Linked DNA regions of Homo sapiens: regions 1 and 2 are each linked to region 3. The links are chromatin contacts, found by Hi-C or POLR2A ChIA-PET in ENCODE. All regions are on one chromosome and are shown on one strand. The core of a region is the stretch at or near the end of the contact, and the rest is flanking DNA. Distances in the headings are between cores, read along the strand shown. Region 1 overlaps CRYL1 (crystallin lambda 1). Region 2 holds the start of CRYL1 (crystallin lambda 1). Region 3 holds the start of SKA3 (spindle and kinetochore associated complex subunit 3).

Region 1 (2,700 bases), core at 78-2,577, 700 kb before region 3:
TCCCTGGCAGGGGTGGCAGGCATGCAGGTTCCAGCTGGAGTCCAAGCGACCTGGCCCAAAGGCTGATTCCACCTTTGGGCTCTGGGGTGAGATCTTTATCCTGTCATTTCTAAACAGATAATCCATTCAGTCATCAACAAATGTTTATTAAGTTCCTGCCTCATGCCAGGCACTGTTTTAGGTACTGGAAAAACAGCAGTAGATAAAGCAATCAAAAATATTCCTGAGGTGTGCAGGCAAAAATGATTGGGGGTGGAGAGTGGGTATGGCATGGAATAAATACTAGCACCCACTTTACGGGGGTGTCGTGAGGACTGAAGTGGGTCATTTTGTGTTAAGAGTGTGGCACAGGACCTGGTCCATGGTAAGGGATGGATGCACAGTAGTTCCCATTAGCTGCGGGTCATAGGCCAAGACTAAAGAAGAGCCATATCAGCCTCAGGAGGCCTTGGGAACAGAGGGGAATCACCTGATGCTGTGCAACTGGCTCTGGCCAGGCTCAGAGAAACCAGGGACCCTTTCAGCGGAAGATTCCCACCCACCACCTACCAACTAGGATGGCAAGATAGCAAGTGCCTTCAAACGCGAGCAAAGCAAGAAGCAAAAGGCCGCAGGACGAGTCCCGGTGACATATCCACAAATCACAGGCAGAGAGCCTGTTAAAGGAAGGCTGTGTAAGTGTACTCAGTCAGTGGAAAGTGGACTTGCTCCAGGAAGGCCACAGCCTCATCCTGGCCTGTGTCACCTGCCCCACGCACACGGCAGTTCCGGGGCAGGTCCTGCGCACGCGGCAGGAAGGAAGGAAACCACAGTAGGTCTCTCAGAGGAAACCACAGTAGCAGCCTCCTCTGCCAAAACAACAGAAATAGCTACTCCAGTGTCCCAGGTGTCTTCCCACACACAAATGTGCAATGCGATACTTGCTGAACGCCAGGGCCTCTGAAAGGCAGGAAGGTAATTAGCTGGGAGTGGTGGCATGTGCCTATAATCCCAGCTACCAGGAGGCTGAGGCAAGAGAATCACTGGAACCCGGGAGGCAGAGGCTGCAGTGAGCCAAGATCGCGCCACTGCACTACAGCCTGGGTGACAGAGCAAAACTCCATCTCAAAAAAAAAAAAAAAAAGGAAAAACGAAAGGCAGGAAGGTCTCTGCTGGGCAGCAGGGACTGATACAGGTCAACCAGACCCATAAGAGGTGAAAGGCCGCCCCTTGAAAGAAACCTTTTGATTTCCCCCAGTGGTTCAAACAGACTTACTGGGCAACAAGTCTTTGAATATTGACTTTCAAATGAAAATAAACACAGCAAGGCAGCTCTGCGTCAGCAGATATGCTCCCAGCGTGCTGATACCGCTAGGTGAGCAGCAGGGAGCCCAAGCCGGAAGAAAAACATGCAGCAGGGCCAGCACCGAGTTCTGCAGGTGTCCCTTACTTTTCATTAACATGAAGCTCCCAGATTCCCGCTTATGCCTCATACCTCTTAAAAACGCAGGCTCAGCAGGGCGAGGTAGCTTATGCCTGCAATTCCAGCACTTTGGGAGGCCAAGCTGGAGGATTGTTTAGGCCCAGGAGTTCAAGACCAGCTTGGACAACACAGTGAGACCTCGACTCTACTAAAAAATTACCTGGGTGTAGGCCGGGTGCGGTGGCTCACGCCTGTAATCCCAGCACTTTGGGAGGCCGAGGCGAGTGGATCACGAGGTCAGGAGATCGAGACCATCCTGGCTAACATGGTGAAAGCCCGTCTCTACGAAAAATACAAAAAATTAGCCGGGCGTGGTGGCGGGCGCCTGTAGTCCCAGCTACTCGGGAGGCTGAGGCAGGAGAATGGCATGAACCCGGGAGGCAGAGCTTGCAGTGAGCCAAGATCGTGCCACCGCGCTCCAGCCTGGGCGACAGAGCGGGACTCCGTCTCAAAAACAGCAACAAATAATTACCTGGGTGTGGTGACACATGCCTGTAGTCCTAGCTACTCGGGAGACTGAGGTGGGAGGATCGCTTGAGCCCAGGAGTTCAAGACGTCAGTGAGCTATGATCACACAGCTACATTCCAACCTGGGCAGCAGAGCAAGACCTTGACTCTAAAAATCTTAAGTAATTAATTTATATATATATATAATATTTGTATAAACTAGGCACTGTTTTAGGTGTTGGAGAAATAGCAGTAGGTAAAACAATCAAAAATATTCCTGAGGTGTGCAGGCAACAATGATTGGGGTTGGAGAGCGGGCATGGCATGGAATAAATACTAGCACCCACTTTACATGGGCGTCCTGAGGACTGAAGTGGGTCATTTTGCATAAAATGGGCGGCACAGGACCTGGCCCATAGTAAGAGATTGACACACAGTAGGTATATATACAGGCAGGCTCCATGGTGTATTTAATATTACATATTATCATTTAATAATGTTTAAAATTAAATATATAAAAATATTTTTAAAAATATATTAAAAATATATATAATAAATTTTAAAAAATTATTTTTATATTATATATTATTTTGTATACTAGATAATATATAATTGTATAATAGATAATATATAATATTCCATTATGTATTCTATTATATATTATACTAAAATATAATATACTATAGTATATAGATAGTATAATATATATTATATGATAATATATAATACTATACTATAAATACTACCATATGTATTATAGTATATATTACAGTATATTATATATTATCATT
Region 2 (2,700 bases), core at 135-2,634, 650 kb before region 3:
GTTCAAAGGATTCTCCTGCCTCAGCCTCCCGAGTAGCTGGGACTACAGGCATGTGCCACTACGCCCGGCTAATTTTGTATTTTTAGTAGAGACGGAGTTTCTCCATATTGGTCAGGCTGGTCTCGAACTCCCGACCTCAGATGATCCGCCTGCCTCGGCCTCCCAACGTGCTGGGATTACAGGGGTGAGCCACCGCGCGCGGCCCAAAGTGCACTTTTTAATATGCCTTCACTATTCAACCACGGGCACTCATGGGCCAGAAAGAACAAAGGCACAGTTAACTCCACTGCTCTGGAGAAAAGAAAGCTGACAACAAGGAATCTGATGCCTTCCTTCAGTGGGAAGGAAACACCCTGACATTGGAAGTGGTCTCCACACCGGGTTGTACACTGATGGGGGGCGGAGTCGGGGGCAGGCCAACACCTCAACAGCAGTCACCAAAAAGGTGCTTTTAACTATCAATAGCAAGTATTAACATGTTTATAGATTGCTGCTAACAGCTGGCCAAAGAAAGGTACATACAAATGCCCCTTTTTAAAAAACAAAAATAGCAAGGATTGTAACCGTAGGGGTGGGGGGCGGGGTGGGGGAAGCACACACTAAAAATCAGTTTGGGCAGAATTTAAGCTGTTAAATGGACACACTTAGCAAACTCTCTGGGCTCCATCGGCCCCCACCTCCCCTCTGGAAACATCGCCTCGCCCAGGAATTAGGACTGCGTGTATGTTCGCCTAACACCTGCTGCGGCCTCCAGCGACATCGTCGCCGACAGGACTGCGCTGGCACCCTCCCTGCTGGGCTAGTCCTGTCTCCGTCACTAAACGCCTGTGACCTTAGGTAAACTGCTTAGTCTCAGTATTCTCATTCGTAAAATGGGGATGAGAACACAGTCGTCGCAGGATCGCAGCCAGAATTCGTTTCATTCAACACGGTGCCTGGCACTTCTATGTGGACCTGCGGGCAGACGCGGCGACATTCAACAGAGTCCAGGAACCGCAGGCCCCGCGGCCTGGGCGGTCAACCTCGGAACCTCCTGCAACGCTGGCTCCCGGGAAGCAGACCCAACTCCGCGGGGCGCCTCCACCTGCCAAGCCCCTCCAGCCGCGCCTCTCCCCGAGCCCGCCAGCGCCGTAGGGGCCGCAGGGCGCAGGGCTTCGGAGGACCGGAGGCCGGGGCGGGGACAGCGACCCGGCGCCCACCCCGAGGGCCCCACGCGAGGGCACCACGTCCCCGGCGTCTCCCCGGGCTCCAGGGGCAGCAGCGCGGCTCGGAGCCCTTTACCTGCCAACGATCACCACGCAGCCGGCCGCGGAGGACGCCATGGTTGGGCCGGGGACGCGGCGCCGCGGGCGCTGGGACCAGGCGCCGGCGGAGCTGCGAGCTCTGGGCTCCGGGGAGGGCGGGTCCCGCGCCCATTGGCTGCGCGCGCGGACCGGGAGGGCGGGGAGGGCCGCTTGGTCCCTGAGTGGGGTGCGCGCCGCGGGCCCGAGACACCGGGAGACACACGGCGCGCCGACCCTCGTGGGCAGGGGCAGGACCAGCGCGGGGGCACGTCGGGGGGTGGAAAGCGGGAAGACCACGCGCTTGTGACTGTCAGCATTCACCGTGAAGTCCGTGTCTATAGGAGGGGACACGGGCAGGCTGGCACGGGCTCTAGCGCTAAAGCACCCTAGAGAAACTGTCAGAGAATGTCCCCTTTGCTAATTCGTCTCTGAAAGACGCCTGCCGCTGCCGCCAACTGCGAACTGGGCGCAGGGACTGCGACAGCAGTGAAAGAGAACACCTGATGCGTTCATCTGCGCTACGGAAGGACACGTCTGAATTCCTCCACGGAGCACACTCTGCACTCGGTTTATGTATCAGAAAAAGGAAATGCCCTCGTGCCCTGACTCCTGGCCTTCTTGGAGCCCGGAACAGACCAAGAGGAAGGGGCATCACACATTGCCTGACAGTGGTGTGCGTCCACACAGCACAAGCTGAACGGGAAATGACACAGTCATTAGACAGAGGAGACAGTACTCAAGCTGGAACCGCAGCCAACACTGAGATGATAAAAGGAAGTCTTCCTTTGTTTCCCCTGAGTCAGGAACGTGGAAAGAGAAATCTCAGGGGAGGGGTTAGGTTTTTTTGTTTTGTTTTGTTTTTTAAAGAACAGTTTCACAAATTATCGATAAATATTTGTAAAGTATTCAACCTCAAGAGAAATGAAAAGTAACACAAGGAAGATAAGTCATCTCTCACTCATCAGATTGGCTAAGTCACATGGATTGATTATATTCCCATATCCGTAATGGAGTGTTTCGGACATGCAACTTACACACAGTAGAAGGCAAGCTTAAATGTTGAGGACTTTTTGGAGGGAATGTTACAGTACATTGTTGAGACAGCCGCTAGCCTGAGCAACCGCGCCTGCTCTGGCTGAGAATACAAGGCTCCAAAGCTTCCATCTTCTGATGGAGCAGTTTCTGTAGTCAGTTACACAGGCAGCCAATATAATAATCAAGGCACCCAGGGAGTGAGCATCCTGTGACTGCTCACTACCGGAGGCTATGGGGGCAGCAGACTGGCTTGTTTGCTGCTCCCTGCAAAGTCATGCCTGAAATCCCAGCGCTTTGGGAAGCTGAGTAGTAAATAATAGCTTGAGGCCAGGAGTTCAAGACCAGCCTGGGCAACAAAGCGAGACCCCTGTCTCTACCAAAA
Region 3 (2,700 bases), core at 147-2,646:
TTAGTAGAGACGAGGTTTCACCACGTTGGCCAGGCTGGTCTTGAACTCCTGACCTCGGGCGATCCACCCACCTCGGCCTCCCAAAATGCTGGGATTACAGGCGTGTGCCACCGTGCACGGCCAAATCTTTTTTTCTTTTTGAGACGGACTCTTGCTCTGTCGCCGAGGCTGGAGTGCAGTGGCGGATCTCGGCTCACTGCAAGTTCCGCCTCCCGGGTTCACGCCATTCTCCTACCTCAGCCTCCCGAGTAGCTGGGACTACCGGCGCCCGCCACCACGCCCGGCTAATTTTTTGTATTTTTAGTAGAGACGGGGTTTCACCGTGTTAGCCAGAATGGTCTCGATCTCCTGACCTTGTGATCCGCCCGCCTCAGCCTCCCAAAGTGCTAGGATTACAGGCGTGAGCCACCGCGCCGGGCAGAAATAGACATTTTCAAGTGACTGGAGATCATTCATTATATAATTAAAGTAAAAGTAGTCTGCAGGGTGTAATATTTTAAAGCACATTACAATTATGACATTTATGAAATAATTCCAAAATCTGAACTACTTTTTCAACAATTTAAAAAATCTCTAATAAAAAGGGGAATGGTGAATTTTGCTTTATTTATATACACATATTTTTTTAAACCCCAGCACTGTTGAGTACTAGTGTTTGTGTTGGCAACATGGTTTAGCGGGAAAAACACAGAGGTTTACTGCAACTGTGGACCACGTGAGTGAGAAAAAAGTCACTATATGTGTAAAGTATTGTGTAAAGAACGTTAAATAGCTTGATTCTAAGAGAAACTGTTTAGGTTTACATGGTATTTTACTGACAAGCACACATATTGTATGTGACGAAAGCATATCACGTATAAATTAGTATATGTATTATGAGCTCAATCTGTTAATTTAGGTTCTTATTCTTAAGTGCTGCTGTCTCTGTTTATAACGTAATAGTGCTACTTTCATTATCTCAAGAGAGCCGTGGGGTTGTACATGGGTCTAAAACGGACACGCGACAAGGGTTCCTAGGAATAAACCATAAACAGGCCCGGGAGCTACGCTAACGCCAAACGCCGAGCAGTGAGACGCGCAGCACCCGCCCTGCGCCTCGGTGGCAGCCGTCCACGCCGTCAGTGCCTGGCGGTTCCCGTGGGACATACCGTCCACTCGCCACGCCCCTCCGCCCGCGGCGCACCCCACGCACCGTGCCCTGGCCGCCCGCCTCACGCACCGCTTTCCTCTCCGTCCAGCGCTCGCTGCAGCCGGGCCGTCTCGCAGTCCAGCGTGCTGGCCAGAGACCGCAGCTTCCCGCAGAAGCTCCGGATAGGGTCCATGCTGAGCACAGCGGGGAAGGACTCCAGGCGTACGCAGACCCCACCGCTCAGCTCACAGCCTCCCGCCACTAGTTTGAATCTCGGCGCCGGACGCGTCCTCGGCTCTGCGCAGGCGCAGTCCTCTCTCGCGAGAGCCGAAGTCTCTCGCCGAGGCCCCAGGAGACCCCGCGAGACGGGTGCGCTTACGCCACGGCGTCTGCTGGCGGCCGCGGAGACGCAGAGTCTTGAGCAGCGCGGCAGGTGAGTAGCTGTGCGAATTCGGTTCTCTAGGGAGCTCCTTCTTCGCCTGCTGGCCTTACCTGGGCTCCCCGCTTCTCTGGAGGGGAGGCGGTGCGGGAACTCCCGTAGGCGTGAGCTGGAGCGCGCGCCCGCTGCTCTCTCCAGGTCCGGCCGCGCCAGTTCGCCTCCGCAAAGCCCGTCCCTCTCTTCCGCAGGCACCATGTTCCTGACTGCGCTCCTCTGGCGCGGCCGCATTCCCGGCCGTCAGTGGATCGGGAAGCACCGGCGGCCGCGGTTCGTGTCGTTGCGCGCCAAGCAGAACATGATCCGCCGCCTGGAGATCGAGGCGGAGAACCATTACTGGCTGAGCATGCCCTACATGACCCGGGAGCAGGAGCGCGGCCACGCCGCGGTGCGCAGGAGGGAGGCCTTCGAGGCCATAAAGGCGGCCGCCACTTCCAAGTTCCCCCCGCATAGATTCATTGCGGACCAGCTCGACCATCTCAATGTCACCAAGAAATGGTCCTAATCCTGAGTCGTCACCCTTGGATTTTATGGATCACGGAGCTGACCATCTTTACCTGGTCCTGGAACTGAAAAACTGTAGCTTGTGTGAAAATGAGCCTTTGGACCAGTCTTTATTAAAACAAACAAACATGAGTAGTCTGCATATCGAATATCTAGAGCTCTAAACCCCCAATACTTAAAAGTCTAATTGCTGTCCTGTGGTTTCATTAGTCTGATAGGAAGATAGGGATTTCCTCAGTCACAGATGATATTTTGAAGGAAAGCTGCAATAAAGCCACAATGATTTGAGGTCTTTGCTTAAGTATGAGATACTTGATGGGGGCTTTATCATGCAACATTAGTTTGCTTACCTTAAGAATTGCCCAAAAATGAAAGAAAATATGAGCTTTTCAGTTAAACATACTCCTAAAAACATTTTCCGGGATTTTACTACTAAAATTGGACATTTAAGCGAAGTAAAAGAGGCCGGGTGCGGTGGCTCACGCCTGTAATCCCAACACTTTAGGAGTCCAAGGCGGGCGGATCACTTGAGGTCAGGAGTTCAAGACCAGCTTGGCCAAGGTGATAAAACCCGTCTCTACTAATACAAAAAAAATTAGCTGGGTATGTTGGTGCAGGCTTGCAATCCCAG

What was found. A loop is a pair of places that touch in the nucleus more often than their neighbours do. ChIA-PET counts read pairs that join two places held with the same protein, here RNA polymerase II (POLR2A). Pooled maps may share reads with other maps.
Region 1: a loop to region 3 is called in a map of naive thymus-derived CD4-positive, alpha-beta T cell, with 8 times the contacts of the local background. The contact joins the enhancer-like site here to the promoter of SKA3 in region 3. A Hi-C loop is called at or near these places in 1 of 168 maps with a recorded cell type or tissue (naive thymus-derived CD4-positive, alpha-beta T cell) and 6 of 50 pooled maps. POLR2A ChIA-PET finds 5 or more read pairs at or near these places in 4 of 52 experiments (A673, activated CD4-positive, alpha-beta T cell, activated CD8-positive, alpha-beta memory T cell and 1 more).
Region 2: a pooled map shows a loop between it and region 3 (19-fold over the local background). The contact joins the promoter of CRYL1 here to the promoter of SKA3 in region 3. A Hi-C loop is called at or near these places in 1 of 37 single-sample maps with no recorded cell type and 9 of 50 pooled maps. POLR2A ChIA-PET finds 5 or more read pairs at or near these places in 3 of 52 experiments (HEK293, activated B cell and activated naive CD4-positive, alpha-beta T cell).

The regions. Positions count from the first base shown.
Region 1 is chr13:20,475,249-20,477,948 of GRCh38, forward strand. All of the region lies in intron 3 of CRYL1 (crystallin lambda 1), which reads right to left. Among named protein-coding and RNA genes, the nearest start is that of MIR4499, 43 kb to the left of the region's middle. RefSeq lists enhancers at 858-1,057, 1,128-1,177. Within about 2 kb of position 1,328, at least 9 of the 41 ENCODE cell types and tissues checked have a DNase peak (open chromatin) inside an H3K27ac peak, as active enhancers do.
Region 2 is chr13:20,524,473-20,527,172 of GRCh38, forward strand. CRYL1 (crystallin lambda 1) reads right to left here and starts at 1,385. Exons shown (of 8, transcript NM_015974.3): 1 at 1,282-1,385. The coding sequence starts at 1,322. RefSeq lists a silencer at 1,061-1,610 and an enhancer at 1,791-1,900.
Region 3 is chr13:21,175,156-21,177,855 of GRCh38, forward strand. It overlaps SKA3 (spindle and kinetochore associated complex subunit 3), which reads right to left and starts at 1,397. Exons shown (of 9, transcript NM_145061.6): 1 at 1,220-1,397. The coding sequence starts at 1,322. It overlaps MRPL57 (mitochondrial ribosomal protein L57), which reads left to right and starts at 1,503. Exons shown (of 2, transcript NM_024026.5): 1 at 1,503-1,562; 2 at 1,757-2,700. The coding sequence starts at 1,762. The coding sequence ends at 2,070. RefSeq lists enhancers at 1-192, 915-1,637, 1,653-1,972.